Regions from separate parts of the Homo sapiens genome. Here region 2 is linked to region 1. A link is a contact called in ENCODE Hi-C or POLR2A ChIA-PET data. All regions are on one chromosome and are shown on one strand. Each heading gives the region's core, a stretch centred on a gene start or an enhancer-like site at or near the end of the contact. The rest is flanking DNA. Distances are from core to core; before and after follow the strand shown. Region 1 has its middle 160 kb from the start of NUAK1. Region 2 has its middle 150 kb from the start of CASC18.

Evidence for each region. A loop is a pair of places that touch in the nucleus more often than their neighbours do. ChIA-PET counts read pairs that join two places held with the same protein, here RNA polymerase II (POLR2A). Pooled maps may share reads with other maps.
Region 2: a loop to region 1 is called in a pooled map of posterior vena cava, with 2.0 times the contacts of the local background. The contact joins two enhancer-like sites. A Hi-C loop is called at or near these places in 1 of 50 pooled maps. POLR2A ChIA-PET finds 5 or more read pairs at or near these places in 2 of 52 experiments (MCF 10A and endothelial cell of umbilical vein).

Annotation. Positions count from the first base shown.
Region 1 is chr12:105,980,662-105,983,686 of GRCh38, reverse strand. No RefSeq gene overlaps it. Among named protein-coding and RNA genes, the nearest start is that of NUAK1, 160 kb to the left of the region's middle. Within about 2 kb of position 1,431, at least 3 of the 41 ENCODE cell types and tissues checked have a DNase peak (open chromatin) inside an H3K27ac peak, as active enhancers do.
Region 2 is chr12:105,851,674-105,854,503 of GRCh38, reverse strand. No RefSeq gene overlaps it. Among named protein-coding and RNA genes, the nearest start is that of CASC18, 150 kb to the right of the region's middle. Within about 2 kb of position 1,308, at least 6 of the 41 ENCODE cell types and tissues checked have a DNase peak (open chromatin) inside an H3K27ac peak, as active enhancers do.

The sequences.
Region 1 (3,025 bases), core at 182-2,681:
AGCAACTGGACCAGCCAGTTCATGAGATACCTTTGGGTCTAGGCATGTATTTTCCTGATTTCAGCTCTGGATTTTGCTTCTCAAAAGTTCAGGGGAAGTCCAAATGCCTCTTCCTATCACATGATATTTTCATAATATGCTCCCTGGCCTCTTATCTTCTATGATTCTCAATGTATATGCTTGAGAAAAAGACCCATACCCTTGTCCCTAGGTCCTTGCTCTTGCTGTTCTCCATGTTTGTTCCGCCATTTCTCTTTTTTATGAGTCAATTTGTTAGGGCTCTTTCCACCGCAAATGAAAGAAACCCAATTTGGACTGGCTTTAAGCAAAAAGCAAAACCGCAAAAAGCAATCCCCAAGCTACAGTTATTGAGTAAAATGTAACTTAAAAATCCAGGACCATTTGACATCAAAGTCAGGTATTGCTGGATTCAGGGATTCCAGTGATTTTTCTAGGACCTGGTTTTGTCCATTTCTCCATGTCTAGACTATGTTTTCTTCCTTATTGGCTTCAGTTTCAGGCAGGCACTGGATGATCTGTCCCTGGCTGCTTCAGGCTACCAGGTTAGCAACTTTATAGAAAGAGATTGCTTCTTTTGCAATAGTCCTGGGGATGGGACTGATTAGGCCATCTTGGGACACAAACATGTTCATCCATGAGCTAATCACAGTAGTCAAGGGGATGAGATTCCCATGATTTTCCATGCCTGGGTTCCCTGCTCATTCTTAGGGCCATGCAATGGGGTCTTTCCCCAAAGGGTATCAGGATCCTATTATGAGAATGAGGGTGAATGGATGTGGCACAAGAAGAATCAACAGATATAATTCATAGTCTGCTTCTCAAGGTCAAGTTCATCTTAGGCCTTTCTGTAACTCTGACCTTCCCATGGAGGTTTTCCTGGTGACCTCAGTCCATGTCCCCTTCTCTGTTCACTGTAGCACTTCATTGATGAATGTAGGATTGTACATACCTCCTCTGCCTTGCTGGTTGTGTCTGGAGGGACTTCCTGGGCAGTAGAGGACATGGAGTGGGATGTGGTTAGAATATGAAAGGCAAAAGTCACCTTGTATTTCCTTTCTTCATTTGAAACACAGTGAAATAAAATGGAAACAAGAAAGCTTTGAATTGGGAAAAAAAATTCAACAGTTAACAGGCAGTTTAGGGTAGGGAAGAAATGGGTCTTGGTAGCAAGGACTGGTGGGTGATACCGCATGTGTATGACTGCTTCTCCACCTCAGGCTCCCCAGTAGCTGCCTCCGCCTTCAGGTAGAATGCCAAGGTTTGCATACTTTGGGGCCAGCTGGGTGCTTATTTCGTCTGTGCAAATCATTGAGCGTTTGGTGGCCAGTGCTTTCTGCCTTATATTTCTCTCACACAACACTGTGTGGCTGGCACTTTGCTGAGTGCCTAATAATTACTCAACAAGTTTTTGTTGAGGGAAATCGTGTTGTGCCTGCCAGCACTCAAGCCGGCAGTCAAGAGGTCTGGGTTGTAATCAAGCCTCTTGACCTTGACCAGGCTAAGTAGCTGTGCAGAAAAGCACTGAGCAGGATACCAGCTATTTTTATCTAGTGTTTCTAGATCACAATAGTTACATTCCGGTTCACTTGCAGTGACCCTGTGACATAACCCAAATGCTGCAGGGTAAGGCTGTCGAGGTCAAATCTAAAGCAAAAATTGGGTATAATCGAAATGTCCCTGGAACCTCCTATAAATCATCCATAAAGTAGAGTTTAAAAAGTTTTCGGATTACAGCCAAATGCAGTAATACTTGTAAATTATGTGGGATGGATATAGTAACACATTGCATATTATTTAGTGAGAGCATATATTCTACAGTGCAATATTGAAGTATACCTTTATGGGTTCAGTACAAGATTCTCACAAACAGGAAGTTAGAGAAGAGCAACTCCGCATATCTGGCTTTGGTATTACTCTGGGGCACAGATGCCTGGAGTGGATTATCAAGCAACATCTTCAGTACTAATTAAATCATTATTTTAAATTGTTATTTTTCTTTCTCTCTCTTTGCTTTTTACTGAATGCAAATGAATGGATTTATGTAAATTAACTGTGCAATGAATTTTCCCTAGTCTTATTCAATTAAAAATGTTGATTATAGATTCAGAAGGTGCCAGGCACTGGGCTGGGTGTGGGGACTTCAGCAATGAATAGAATGGGCGTGGTTTCTGGCCTAACGGAACTTAATAGTCTTTTCAAATTGTTTTACAAATGAAGAAACTGAAGTTCGATAGAGGTAACTGCCAAATATTACACAGCCATTGAAGAGCAGGGCTGGAATTTGAATCCAGATCTTCTGACTTTAACTCTGAACTTTTCCCAGCTACTCTCTGCTGGCTTCCATGGTAAGTCAAGTCACTTCCAAAGTCAAGGCCAGAGGCCTGGAGTTCATTACTAAAGAAAAAGGCCGCTGGGACTGGCCATTTGCCTTGGCACTGGGATTTGGAATTGAGTTCATATTTGCTGTTGAATCGTTCCCTTCAGTAATGGGATAGCTTGGAATGGAATGGTAACGAGAGCCCTGTTTGCTCCAGAGGGCCCACTCCCTGTCCTGCCCACCAGCCATAGTGGTTGACCACCCTCTTTAAGCCCTCTATTGATTACAAAGAGTCAATTTCTTTCTGATGCAAATGGCTGAGCTCAGGGCAGTTAGAGCTGAGCCATGGCCCCTCAAATTACTGCCTTCCGGACTAAATATGTCAGGCAGCCTTCCCGAGGGTCCTTGTCATGGACAAAGAGACTGGTTCCGGGCTTGCATCTCCCTGCTTTGGTATCTGATGTGTGTACATTCCTTCCTCATGTGTACCCGCAAGTGGCCCAAGAACCAGGGTGCCCCCCTCTCCAAAGAGCCCCAGCTCTCTGTGAGCCTCTCAGGCCCCATCCTTGGAGGAGGAGGCTGCCAGCAAGACCCATCCAGAGCTTGCGGTTTGCCCTGGCCCTCAATGTGCTGACCCAGCCCACCACAGGGTGGTGGCGCCAGGCCTGGGCTCCTCCTCAACTGGGC
Region 2 (2,830 bases), core at 59-2,558, 130 kb after region 1:
AATGAGTGAATGGCACTAAAGTTGGTGCTCTTGGTCATTTTGCTGGTGGGTCTCAGACTTGGCTCATCATTGGAACTGCTTCCACAACTTTTCAGAATACAAATGCTACAGGCCCCTCTGGAGATTCTGAGGTGAGGCCCAGGAATCTGATTTTTAAACAATTTCCCAGCAGATTCTGATGCAACCAGCTCAGCCTCAGGCCTGCAGACCAAAATTTGGCATCCACAGACGCCACACCATCCTGCCTCTTGAAAAATTTGCAACTTTTTAATGCTTCTGCAGAACAAATAAAACCACAATTTATGCTTCACAATTCGTATAGCTCATCTCATGTCCTTCTGACAGACTTTTCACATTTCAGAATGTTACAAATTGCTTTCTTTTCTTGGATACCAGGATATAACATTGGATCTTGGGAGGCAACTGACTCTCTCTGATGAAGCCTCCAAAAGTTACACAGCTATTTCTTGCTCTCAGTCTGATTCTCTTTCTACTAAAGAAATCAGCCTCTCTTGTTTATTCTAGAGGAGAGAAGACTCAGGGGGCAATTTAAGTACCTTTGAATATCAGTGACTCTGAAGGAGGGGGACAAGCTTGTTCTAGTTACCCCTGGGGTAAACCTAAGGCTGGGATGGTCTGTATGTCTTATTTTGCCAGGCGAGAGTTCCAGGTTACCCCTATTTTCCGGATGCAATTATTAATAGTTCTCCTATTTAGTTTCAAGCATGAGCCTGTATTTGGACAATAAATAATATGGTCATTCCATGTAAGACCAGAAAGAAAAGACCTACAAGGAGATAAATTTCTGTTCTTTACAAGGAAAGAATTTCTAAGGGACGTGAAAAAAAAAAAAAATGAAATCAGGCCGCCAAGTTAGGGAGTGAGTTTCCGGTTTCTGGAGTTGTTAAAACAGCCGGCACATGGCTATTTGTTGAAGATAATGGAAAAGAAGTCAAGCATCCGGTGAACATTGGAGGTCCCTTCCGAATAAGTGTCCAAAATTCTCAGGGGACGTCAGATGCTGTGGTACCTGTGCTGTGCTAGGGGCATATGTCACACCCACACCCACATGGAAAGATGCTGCAAACAGCAGAGACTTCCCTTCTCCTTCTTGGCAGGCCATCTCATGGTCAACCAACACAAGATGTTTTCCCACTACTGTAGAATTGGAGAAGGCTCAAGGTATTTAGGATTTGGCTCTTAACCTCACACCCAAGGTCCAGTGGCCTCTGCCGAGTAGGCTGGGCAAATCTTCAGGATGTGAGTATACTAGAATAGACTTCCTTTCCTGAGAGCCAGAGCCACATCTGCTTCCATCCGTCTTTGTGGAAAGTGCACTAAGTTTAGGCCACCCCTCTGCTCCCCACCCCTGGTATCCCCAGGTCACTGGGCATGTGTCCATTTGACCTTTGGTGGAGTCTGACCCCTGCTTACACTATCTCAGAGCTGTGAAAAGTGTTAGGGAGTTTTCCAACATTCTTCAGGGAAGTTATCACTTGCAGCCCTGCCCTTCTTCCTATTCCCTACATAGCCAGAAACTAAGGCACTGGTTTGTGAATTTGTCTAAGATTACACGGCGCATTGGCTTCAGAGTCAGGGATCCAAACTCAAGATATCCCGGGGGAAATTTGGCCGCAGTATCACACATATTCCCAAGTGGATCCAGAAGTGGGCAGAAACAAACTGAAAGCTCCTAGGCTGAAACATTATTTTATTCCTGTTGCAGGATTGAAGCTTCTAGTCTCCTTGACTACATCAGGTTAGGAAGGAATGTGAAACAGATAGTATCTGAGTTCAGGTTTCGTTTTCGGATGAGAGTTGCAATGATTATCTGAGTAAGTCTGTTAATCACATACGCTATCTGGAGATTGCTTTGCTGTTCTTACTCCTCGAAAGAGTGAAATTTGAATGACCAAAAAGATACATCAAATACATGGAATTTTAGCATTAGATATGGTCTTGAAGTCGTTGATGCTGACATTTCTGCTAGTGTAGGAAAGTCTTTTACTATGTCCTTAACAAGTGGCAAAATTATATTATTTTCTTACACTACAGATGACTTTTTATATTTTTAATATTTTATTACTTTCTATTTATAAAAGTATTGTATACTCATTGTAGAAAATTGGAAAGTGGGCCAGGCACAGTGGCTCACGCCTATAATCCCAGCACTTTGGGAGGCCGAGGCAAATGGATCACTTCAGGCCAGGAGTTTGAGACCAGCGTGGCCAACATGGCAAAACACTATTCCTACTAAAAATACCAAAACCCTAGCTGAGCATGTTGGCACACGCCTGTAATCCCAGCTACTTGGGAGGCTGACATACGAGAATCATTTGAACCCAGAAGGCGGAGGTTGCAGTGAGCCAAGATTGCGCCTCTGCACTCCAGCCTAGGTAACAAAGAGAGACCCTGTCTCAAAAATTAAAAAAAAAAAAAAAAAAAAAAAAGAAAGAAAAGAAAAATAGGTGGGAAAGTATAAAACATTCTCAAGAAGCAGAAAAAAATACCTATAATCCTACAATCTAGAGATAAGCCTGGTTAACAGTTTTACAAATAAACTTTGTCTTTTCAATGTAGGTTGTGTTCTTGATAAATAAAGCTAATGATAATATATACGTTACTTTTCTCCTGAACAATGTAATGGACTAAGAACTTTTAAATTCCATTTATCTCTTCTTAATGTATATGCTACTGTCATTTTGAATTTTAATTGTCTCCAAAAATATATTTTAAACCTGACTCCAAGATGTTATTATTTTTCCTTATATTTCTTTAGTCATGAATATGCATATGCTCCTAGACTTACTCATTTTTCTTACTTTTATTT